Regions from separate parts of the Homo sapiens genome. Here region 1 is linked to region 2. Evidence: read pairs that join two places in POLR2A ChIA-PET (ENCODE). Cell type or tissue: Caco-2. All regions are shown on one strand. Each heading gives the region's core, and the rest is flanking DNA. Links, peaks and the distances in the headings are about the cores only.

Region 1 (5,022 bases), core at 1,023-5,022, 570 kb before region 2:
TCCCACACACAACATACACATCCTCAAGGTCAAGACCCCAGCTGCAGCCCTCTGGCCAGCACTCTCACCTCTGCCCTCCCCACTGCGCCAGGCCAGCACCCTCAGCCCTTATGAGCCTGCAGGGCAGGAAGGAGGCAGCTGCACTTCCACACCCCCAACCTGGAGAAGTTGCCACATTGGTGGGGGTGGAGGAGGCGTTGCTTTAGAGCCTGAGGCAGACCCCACACTTCCATTCCCTGCCAGGGAGGAGACCAAGAGGGAACACCCACCCTCCCTGCTGGTTGTAACTCTGACACCTTCCTCCTCACACTCAGACAGGCCTATTTCAGGCTCTCTTGGAAGCCCAGATGCCTCTGGGAGCTGAGAAACTCCCCAGGGCTGGCTGTGGAGGCTCCTCCCTGGCAGCACAGGCTGAGACCGGGAGGGTCTCAGGTGGAAACACCGCAGAGCCAGGAGGAAGGAGCCAGGCACATGGGCCCCAGGGGCCACAGAACCGTGGAGGGTCTGGGTGGGGACTCCCTGAGACTGTCATTCCTCAGGGCCACAACCCGGTGGTGGGTGTTGAGGCAGGAGACACCTGGTTACCAGGCCACGATCCCCTGGCACAGCTGTCTCTCCAGGCAGTGTAGGGAAACTGTCAAAGCGGGCCTGCCTGGGCCCCTTCCTGGCACTGCCATCTACTTTGTTGGGCAATCTTGGACATCAATTCCTAATTCATAGGATGGGGATTAAAACAGTGCCTACCTCAGGAGAGAATTGCAAGGATTCGTGAGATCGTACAGTAAGTGCTCAATAAATGTTCCCTGTTGTTTCCTCATCAGTAAAATAGAGGTAATACCCGCTTAGCTGTGGCAATTAAATACAATAACAGGCCGGGCACCGTGGCTCACACCTGTAATCCCAGCACTTTGTGAGGCCGAGGCAGGCAGATCACCGGAGGTCAGGAGTTCGACACCAGCCTGGCCAGCATGGCGAAACCCCGTCTCTACTAAAAACACAAAAATTAGCCGGGTGTGGTGGCGGGCACCTGTAATCCCAGCTAACTTTGTGAGGCTGAGACAGGAGAATCCCTTGAACCCAGGAGGCAGAGGTTGCAGTGAGCCAAGATTGCACCAGTGCACTGCAGCCTGGGCAACAGAGTAAGATTCTGTCTCAAGAAAGAAAGAAAGAAAGAGAGAGAGAGAGAGAGAGAGAGAGAGAGAAAGAGAAAGAGAGAGAGAAAGAAAGAAAGAAAGAAGAAAGAAAGAAAAAGAAAAAAGGTACAATAACATTGTAACACAGCAGGCAAATATATATATCATTGTTATTATTTTGTCAGGGTCTTGCTCTGTCACCCAAGCTGGAGTACGGTGGCGCCATCATGGCTCATGGCAGCCTCCAATCCTGGGCTCGTGATGCGATCGGATCTTCCTGCTGCAGCCTCCCAAGTAGCTAGGACTACAGACGGGCACCACCACACCCAGCCAATTTTTTTCTTTTTTTCTGGAGACAGGATCTCACTATGTTGCCCAGGCTGGTCTCAAACTCCTGGCCTCAAGTGATCTTCCTGCCTTGGCCTCCCAAAGTTCTACAGGCATGAGCCACCACACCTGACCTTTTATTATTATTATTATCATTATTTCTTTGGATTCAGGGTCTCACTCTGTCACCCAGGCTGGAGTGCAATGGCACAATCTTGGCTCCCTGCAGCCTTGGCCTCCCGGGTTCAAGTGATCCTCCCACTTTAGGCCCCTGAGTAGCTGGAATCAAAGGTGTGTGCCACCACACCTGGCTAATTTTTTGTATTTTGTAGAGACAGGGTTTGCCACATTGCCCAGGCTGGTCTCAAATGCCTGAGCTCAAGCAATCCACCCGCCTCGGCCTCGTAAAGTGCTAGGATTATAGGCGTGAGCCACCGTGCCCGGCCATATCATTATTTTTTATTGCAATTGTAAAACCTCCAAAGTCTGAGATGCTTGTTTAAGTCCAAATTGGGTTTTTCACATTTGTCCCTCATTACAGTGCTTCTCCAGAAAATTCAATGTATTTTCAGACCCGTCGCCTCACGTGTCCTCACCCGTGTATCCATGAAGCAGTGAGCGGGGGCCCTCCTCTTGCCCTTCTGCAAACAGGGAGCTTGTGAAGCGGTTTGCCCAAGGTCACAGTTGGCCTCTGAGAGGGGCCCTCCTGAGTCTCCACACAGACTGTGCCCTGGTCACTGTGCAAACTTCCCCGCCAATAGCAGTTCCACCAGCAGCAGGGATGACCCGGCCAGATGCCCTCTCCGCATCTGTTCCAGCCCTCACATCTGAGACTCGACTCCTGGCCAAAGGGCTACTTCCGCAAATTATCAGCTCTCTCTGATCGCAAAGGGGACACACGAAGGGGCAGAACAACCTGGAAGAACAGGTCCAGGCCACTCCATACATTTTCTGGGGATTCACTTAAGTTATTTAAGTTCTGATTGAGTCGGTGCCCATGTCTCACATGACATCCAGCCCCGACAGGGAGGGGAGGTGAAAAAGTCATTGTCGGCCGGGCGTGGTGGCTCACACCTGTAATCCCAGCACTTTGGGAGGCTGAGGCAGGCGGATCGCCTGAGGTCAGGAATTTGAGACCAGCCTGGCCAACATGGTGAAACCCTGTCTCTACTAAAAATACAAAAAATTAGCTAGCCGGGCGTGGTGATGGATGCCTGTAGTCCCAGCTACTCAGGAAGCTGAGGCAAGAGAATCACTTGAACCCAGGAGGCAGAGGTTGCAGCGAGCCAAGATTGCACCACCACACTCCAGCCTGGATGACAGAGTGAGACTCCATCTCAAAAAAAAAAAAAAAAAAAGCCATTGTCATTTTTCACACTGCAGGGCCCCAGCTAGGGCAGGGGGTCAGAGGGTGCGTGAGAGCCTTGGGATCCAGTCTGACACGCTGGAAGGAGGGCAGGGAAGGTCACCTGAGTAGTGCCAATGGCCTCAGGGGCAAAGCATTTCCCCTGGGCCAGCCTGCTCCAGGTAAGGCATGTCTGACACAGGAAAAGGGTAGTAGAAAGGAATGTGGCTCACCCGAGGAACATTTTCCCAACTGTAAGTAAAGCCGCTGAGCCAGGACAGGGATGATGCGAGTATAGTGGGGAATGTGGACATGAGTTTGAAGAAGCGGGTGGGGGACAGTTCAGAAGTCTGGAATGCCCGGTTAAGGAGTTTCACTTTGGCAGACAATAGGGAGCCATTGAATGTTTTTGAGCATAAGCATGACTTCATGAAAGCAGTATTTTGGGAGAGTCAGAACAATTTCAGTCCAACTAGAGAGGATTTAATTTCAGATCAACTCATGATTCCAGAACCTGAGTTCTTACCCTCTCGGCTATGACTAGAGCAGGGCTTGAAGGGGGTGTAGAGTTTGGGAAGGAAGCAAGAAGCGAGGAAGACAGAGGCCTAGGAGATGAAGCCGCCAGCCTGAGCAAGCCTGGCAGATAGACATGGCCAGACTTGGTAGGGGTGAGCCGGCTTGGCCAGAGGGAGGAGGGTCTATGCTGAGGTCTACTGATGGTAGTGAAAACAGTGACGGTGCGGGGGTGGGGAGCACTGCGGTCCACTTCTTCAGCCCCCACTATCCTGGAAGCTTCAGGGTGGGCCCGAGGCAGCCTCCAGCTTCAGCGACCACCCCTGTTCCTCTTGCCAGGTTCTTTGTGAACTTCCCCTCGGCCAAGCAGTACTTCAGCCAGTTCAAGCACATGGAGGATCCCCTGGAGATGGAGCGGAGCCCCCAGCTGCGGAAGCACGCCTGCCGAGTCATGGGGGCCCTCAACACTGTCGTGGAGAACCTGCATGACCCCGACAAGGTGTCCTCTGTGCTCGCCCTTGTGGGGAAAGCCCACGCCCTCAAGCACAAGGTGGAACCGGTGTACTTCAAGGTATGCGCCCCCATCTGCTGCAGAGCCCCCACCGCCCACGCGTCATGGCCATCTGCAGCTCGCAGGCTCTGCGACGGCTCTCTGGAGCAACAGAGGTGATCCCCGGAGTGGCTGCGAGAGGGAGGGGCAGTGCCCGGCAGCAGGATGGAGGGGCTGGGTCCAGGGCAACCCTTGTCCTGAGAGCACGGGGTTCCCAAAGCTGCCAGACTGTTGCGTTAGGAATGATCCTCTCGGCCACACGTGGGGCGGAGGGGCCTGGGGGTTGCAGGACGCAGGGCGCCCGGGCGTTCACTCCCCCTTCCTCCCTTTGCCCCCAGATCCTCTCTGGGGTCATTCTGGAGGTGGTCGCCGAGGAATTTGCCAGTGACTTCCCACCTGAGACGCAGAGAGCCTGGGCCAAGCTGCGTGGCCTCATCTACAGCCACGTGACCGCTGCCTACAAGGAAGTGGGCTGGGTGCAGCAGGTCCCCAACGCCACCACGTGAGGAGGCGGGCGAGGGTGGGCTGGGCAGCCTCCCCGCCATGTCCTCTGCTGTCCCCGAGGTCTCCCATATCTCCTGAGGCCCTGGGGCTGATCACCTGGGCAGGCACACTTGAGGCAGGCCAACCCTGGGGTCTGACATGTAAGAACAGGCATAATAGGAAAGGCCTTCAAGATGGCTCCCCTGTGACTTCAGGCTGCTCAGAGCCATGAGCCCTGAGCAAAAATCCTCCCAAAGAGCCTTCCCCTTCCCTAGAGCCAGGGAGAGCTCAGAGCACCCAAAGCCACAGCTGCCCAGGCAGAGAGGCGCCAGAGGCTCCTGGCGGTAAGGTCCGATCATCAGGCTCGGAGGCAGCCCAGGTCAGCCCAGCCACTTCCTCCCTGGGTGCCAATCACAAGGGGCTGTTTTTTCATCTCATGCCGACCAGTGCTGCTAAATGCCCTCTGCCTCAATAGGGCTAGAGCCCGGAGGATCACGAGGACACATACACACACACACACACCCCAGCCCACGAGGAAGCTACATGGGTGTCGCTCACACGCACACGAGCAGGGGCATGTTTACTTCCAGGCTGACCTGGAGGCTGGGCTTCCAGTTCTGGGCCCAGGAGGTGGCTCAAGGAGGGTGGCCGCCCTCTGTGACTCCTGCTGA
Region 2 (6,313 bases), core at 1,200-5,199:
TGTGTTTTCTATGTATAAAATACGGTTTTTTGGCTGGGTGCAATGGCTCTCGCCTGTAATCCCAGCACTTTGGGAGGCCGAAGTGGGTGGATCACTTGAGATCAGGAGTTTGAGACCAGTCTGGCCAACATGGTGAAACCTGTCTGTACTAAAAATCTAAAAATTAGCTGGGAGTGGTGGCGGCACCTGTAATTCTAGCTACTCGGAAGGCTGAAGCAGGAGAATCGCTTGAACCTGGGAGGTGGAGGTTGCAGTGAGCCGAGATCGTGCCACTGCACTCCAGCCTGGGTGACAGAGTGACATGCTGTCTCAAAAAATATATATATATATACGTGTATATATATATATGTGTATATATATATGTATATATATGTATGTATATATATACGTATATATATGTATATATATGTATGTATATATATACGTATATATATGTATGTATATATATATGTATGTATATATATATATATTTCGATTTTTTAAATTATTTTCTGCTTTGCTAAACGTTTTTGCTTTATATATTTAACACATCCTTCTCTGCATAGGTATAAATTTTATCTTTTCCATAACTTGGATAGTTTTCTTCTGGGTTTTTTTTTTTGAGACATAGTCTTCCTCTGTCACCAGGCTGGAGTGCAGTGGCATCATCTTGGCTCACTGTAACCTCTGCCTCCTGGGTTCAAAGCCATTCTCCTGGCTCAGCCTCCCGAGTAGCTGGGATCACAGGTGCCCACCACCACACCCAGCTAATTTTTGTATTTTTAGTAGAGATGGGGTTTCACCATGTTGGTCAGGATGGTCTCGATCTCCTGACCTTGTGATCCACCCGCCTCGGTCTCCCAAAGTGCTAGGATTACAGGCGTGAGCCACCACGCCCGGCCTCTTCTGTTTTCTTCTAATATTTTTGTTTGGTTTCTGTTTAATGATTTGACTTGTATATGATACAGAGTGAGAATGAATCTCATGGTTTTCTAGATTTTTTTTTTTTGTACTTCTTTTTTCTTTTTTTTGAGAGACAAGAGTCTCACTCTGTCACCCAGGCTGGGGTGCAGTGGCGCAGCTTCCGAGATTTCTAATGTTCATTGTTAACTAGTGGCTTTTTCCCATTATTATCTTATTCCCATTATGTCCTTTCTGGTTTGTCTTAGAGTTTTATAATAGGTTAAATTTATTTCTGGAACCTTAAATATATTACATTGATAGGTTTATTTCTTTCTTTGTTTTTCTTCTAACATAAATTTTGACCACTGGTGCTTTATAAAATTTTTTTGAGACAGAATCTCGCACTGTCACCTGGGCTGGAGTGCAGTGGCGCAGTCATGGCTCACTGCAACCTCTGCCTCCTGGATTCAAGCGATTCTACCTCAGCCTCCCCAGTAGCTGGAATTACAGGTGCCTGCCACCACGCCCAGCTAATTTTTTGTATTTTTAGTAGAGACGAGGTTTCACCATGTTGGCCAGGCTGGTCTCAAACTCCTGACCTCGTGATTCACCCACCTCGGCCTCCCAGAATGCTGGGATTACAGGCGTGAGCCACCGTGCCCAGCCAAGACTTTTTACTCTATTTTTATTTTTATTTTTTATTTTTTTATTTTAATTTTTTATTTATTTTTAAGACGGAGTCTTGCTCTGTTGCCCAGGCTGGAGTGCAATGGTGTGATTTCAGCTGCCTGCAACCTCCGCCTCCCGGGTTCAAGCGATTCTCCTGCCTCAGCCCCCTGAGTAGCTGGGATTACAGGCGTGCACCACCATGCTCAGCTAATGTTTATATTTTTAGTAGAAACGGAGTTTCACCATGTTGGTCAGGCTGGTCTCAAACTCCTGACCCCGTGATCCACCCACCTCAGCCTCCCAAAGTGCTGGGATTACAGGCACGAGCCACCGCACCTGGCCTTTATTTTTTATTTTATTATTTTTATTTATTATTTTTTTTCTTTTTCGAGATGGAGTCTTGCTCTGTCACCCAGCCTGGAGTGCAGTGGCATGATCTCAGCTCCCTGCAACCTCTGCCTCCCAGGTTCAAGCAATTCTTCTGCCTTAGCCTCCCGAGTAGCTGGGATTACAGGCATGTGCTACCATGCCCATCTAATTTTTGTATTTTTAGTAGAGATGGGGTTTCACCATGTTGGCCAGGCTGGTCTCGAACTCTTGACCTCAGGTGATCTGCCTGCCTCAGCCTCCCGAAGTGCTGGGATTACAGGAGTGAGCCACTGGGCCTGGCATATTTTTATTTTTGAAAGACGGGTTCTTGCTCTGCTGCCCAGGCTGGAGTGCAGAGGTTTGATCATAGCTCACTGCAGCCTTGATCTCCTAGACTGAAGGGATCCTCCTGCCTCAGTCTCCCGAGTAGTTGAGAGTATGGGCTCGTGACACCGCGCCCAGTTGATTTTTTAAATTTTTAGTAGAGATAGGATCTTGCTGTGTTGCCCAGGCTTGTAAGGTATTTAAAAATCTGATAGGATAAGCCTACTGTTGTTACATTTCAAGATACGTGTATTTGGTATTTAAGCTTGCTTATTCTAGATGAATTCTGATCTGAATCTGTCAGGTTCTAAAAAAAAATTCTACAGGAATTAAATGTGTTTTTCTCCTTCTCTATCTGGAATTTTAAGTTAGTTTTATATTGAAGCCTTGTCTTTTCTTGGGAAGCTATTTCTTTCCTGTTATTTTTATCTTTTTTTCCCACCCTATTAGGTATTTATCTTTTTTCTGGGTTTTTTTTTTTTTTTTTTGAGACAGAGTCTCGCTCTGTCGCCCAGGCTGGAGTGCAGTGGGGCGATCTCGGCTCACTGCCAGCTCCGCCTCCTGGGTTCACGCCATTCTCCTGCCTCAGCCTCCCGAGTAGCTGGGACTACAGGCGCCCGCCACCACACCCGGCTAATTTTCTTGTATTTTTAGTAGAGATGGGGTTTCGCCGTGTTAGCCAGGATGGTCTCAATCTCCTGACCTCGTGATGCGCCCTCCTCGGCCTCTCAAAGTGCTGGTATTAACAGGTGTGAGCCACCACGCCTGAGTGCTGTTAATTTTTTTTCCCTTATAGCCTGCAGCTTTTCTCAATTCACTTATTGTGGTATTTTGTTGACATTATTGATTTCCTAGGATGATACTCATGCTTTCTACAGAGCTGCTTTTTATTTCTTCCTTTCTCATATATGATTAGTCTAATTGGTTTTTCCTCAGTATTGATTGTCAGCCTTTCCAGCCTTGTATCATGTGGAAAGAGAGGCTGGGGATGCCTTTTGATGTTTTGGTTTTAAAAGAGCTGACTCTAGCCCTTCACTAAGTATAATGTTGGTGCTTCGTAATTTTACGATAAATTATTTAAAAATAATATCTTTATCATGCATAAGCAGCTTTTAAAACAAATACTTGGCTTAAGTCAAAAAACTATGCAGTTCACTTTCTCCTTGTAACATTTCTAAATTTCATCCACATCTGAATAATCCTTGTCTTATTTGGAAGAAATATTTTTTTCCTGAAAACATTCTTTAGTGTCAGAACCATTTGTGATTATAGTGGTTTTACCCCTGCCCTACTGAGCGCATTTGTTGTAACCCTTAGCGTGCATCTTCACTCTGTGGTACACTCAGATGTAAATCTTCCAGAGGCTGATGGGTGCTTGATAGTGGCCTTTCCTTCACCAGGAATTGCTCTGATTTCTAGTGAAGTAAAATAACCTTCCATAAAAGCATGAAAAGTGTCTGGTCCCAGGTTTCAGTCCTAACTCAGTTTTCACCTTCCAGGTTCTAAGTGCACATTGAATTTTCTTCCTAGACAGTACTCAAAAGGCTGGGGACAGTTGACATTTCTGTTTGAGTGAAAGGCACTCTCATCCCATGAATGTGTTTTTCTTGGGATTTCCGCTATTAATTTTTTTTTTTTTTTTTTTTTGAGATGGAGTCTTGTCCCCCAGGCTAGAATGCAGTGGTGCGATCTTGGCTCACTGCAACCTCTGCCTCCCAGGTTCAAGCAATTCTCGTGCCTCACCCTCCTGAGTAGCTGGGATAACCAGCGCCTGCCACCATGCCCAGCTAATTTTTGTATTTTTAGTAGAGATGGGGTTTCACCATGTTGCCCAGGCTGGTCTCGAACTCCTGACCTCAAGTGATCCGCCCACCTTGGCCCCCCAAAGTACTGGGATTATAGGCATGAGCCACCGTGCCTGGCCTTTTTTTTTTTTTAATTTTGAAATGATTGTAGAGTCATAGGAAGTTACAAAAATAGTACCAGGAAACCCTGTGAACCCGTCACGGAGTCTCTACCAGTGGTGACACCTTGTGGGATTTCCATTTTTGAGGCTTCTAAGGACAGCCCTGGCTTTTTCAGCATGTCTTTTTAGCATCTTCATTACAGTCACAGTCTTTTTTTTTTTTTAGATAGAGTCTTGCTCTGTTGCCAGGCTGGAGTTCAGTGGCACGATCTCCGTTCACTGCAGCCTCCGCCTCCCGGGTTCAAGGATTCTTCTACCCCAGCCTCCCGAGTAGCTGGGATTAGAGGCTGGCGCTGCCACACCTGGCTAATTTTTGTATTTTTAGTAGAGAGGGGTTTCACCTTGTTGGCCAGGATGGTCTCGATCTCCTGATCTCATGATCCGCCCACCTTGGCCTCCCAAAGTGCTGGGATTACAGGTGTGAGCCACCGCGCCCGGCCTGCAGTCACAGTCTTTAGTCCATGCTATGCTTGTGCAGTAATTTCCCCAGCTAGGAGACAGGACGAGGTGACAAGGTGGTTCTTTTTTTAAAAAATAGGTTTAGGGGGTACAAGTGCCATTTCCTTACATGTATATATTATGTAATGGTGAAGTCTGGGATTTTGCAGTACCCATTGCCCAAATAGTGAACATAGTACCCAGTAGGTAACTTTTCAGGCCTCATACCCCTCCCATCCTTCCACATTCTGGAGCCTCCAGTGTCTGTTTTGTTCGTTGTTGTTTTTTGTTTTTCGAGACAGAGTCTCTGTCGCCCAGGCTGGAGTGCAGTGGTGCCATCGTGGCTCACTGCAACCTTTGCCTCCTGGGTTCAAGTGATTCTCCTGCCTCAGCCTCCCAAGTAGCTGGGATTACAGGTACCCACCACCACGCCCAGCTAGTTTTTGTATTTTTAGTAGAGATGGGGTTTCACCCTGTTGACCAGGCTGGTCTTGAACTCCAACCTCAGGTGATCCCCCTGCCTCGGCCTCCCAAAGTGCTGGGATTACAGGCGTGAGCCACCGCGCCTGGCCCCTGTGTCTGTTACTCCATTCTGCATGTCCATGTTTTACCCCTTGCTCAGCTCCCATGGTGACGAGATTCTTGTCCTTGTTTTGCCATTTTCTTTTTTCCCTGAGCAAGGCATTTAATTCATCTCAGCCTTAATTTCTCCTCTGTAAAATGAGGGATTCAGTCACACATACTTTGATTTTTCTTTTTCTAAAGTGTGATTGCTTAGCTGAAAGCCTAGCCACTAGATTGGAAGAAGTCATTGATTAGCACTTGTCTGAGCAGTGTGCCCTGGTTCTTTTCCTCCCTACCTTGCAAGGAACAAACAGCAATTTAAAAACTGAACTGTCATTTATGCTCATTTCAAAGACACATAGAATGATAAGAGCAATATGGAGTTGACGGATTTGGAGCTGGCAATTACACAGAATACCAGTAATGTGGAAAAATGCAAAGGCCTATAGAACGACTTCCTATCCCTAGCAAAAATTCACACAGAATCCTGTCCCCTGCACGTTTTAAGTGGAAAAGAATGACCCCAGAAAGTTGATTTAAAACTAATAAAGCTGTTTATTATCATTAATGATAATTTCTGTATAATTGTCACGGAGAGCTTATGCATGAATCTGTAACTTGTCGTTATTATGGTCTTCACTAGAAATTGCATGTCTTTTTTAATTTCTGAAATAAATTATTGGGATGAAGAGCACTGTCAGTTTTTGTATTAAAGTGTTTCAGTAGAGCGTGGCCGAATATTTGACATGATGAATCTGAATGAAATGATCAGAGCTATGTGAGGAATATGGTTCTACGCTGGATGTTTTGTGGACAAAACAGAAAAAAAATCCCAGCCTAGAAGCATTATTGAAATTGCATCGAGGAAAAACTATAATCTGGGGGTCATACTGTCACTCTGAGAGAACTACTATGTTCTGTCTCGCTTTCTCATCAGAGGAAATCCTTGTACCAGTACCACTCAAATTCTCTGTTCTCCGACTCCTGGCTTCAAGCGATTCTGCCTCAGCATCCCAAGTAGCTGGGATTACAGGCACATGCCACCACACCCAGCAAATTCTCCATTCTATACAACTTTTTTTTTTTTTTTTTTTTTTTGAG

Evidence for each region. ChIA-PET counts read pairs that join two places held together with the same protein. Peaks named below come from ENCODE experiments on the same cell type or tissue, not always from the same donor. Only the 100,000 strongest peaks of a DNase experiment are listed, where the experiment ranks them.
Region 1: POLR2A ChIA-PET joins it to region 2 with 5 read pairs; 2 of 35 experiments call an interaction of 5 or more read pairs at or near these places.

Annotation. Positions count from the first base shown.
Region 1 is chr17:76,530,327-76,535,348 of GRCh38, reverse strand. CYGB (cytoglobin) reads left to right here. Exons shown (of 4, transcript NM_134268.5): 2 at 3,658-3,889; 3 at 4,207-4,370. It also overlaps a transcript of PRCD not described here. Among named protein-coding and RNA genes, the nearest start is that of CYGB, 4.9 kb to the left of the region's middle. RefSeq lists enhancers at 3,975-4,708, 4,709-5,022. In Caco-2, for the core only: no CTCF peak of the experiment used is centred there; a DNase peak (open chromatin) is centred at 3,080.
Region 2 is chr17:75,961,757-75,968,069 of GRCh38, reverse strand. The region is part of intron 2 of ACOX1 (acyl-CoA oxidase 1); the gene reads left to right. Among named protein-coding and RNA genes, the nearest start is that of ACOX1, 14 kb to the left of the region's middle. In Caco-2, for the core only: no CTCF peak of the experiment used is centred there; no DNase peak of the experiment used is centred there.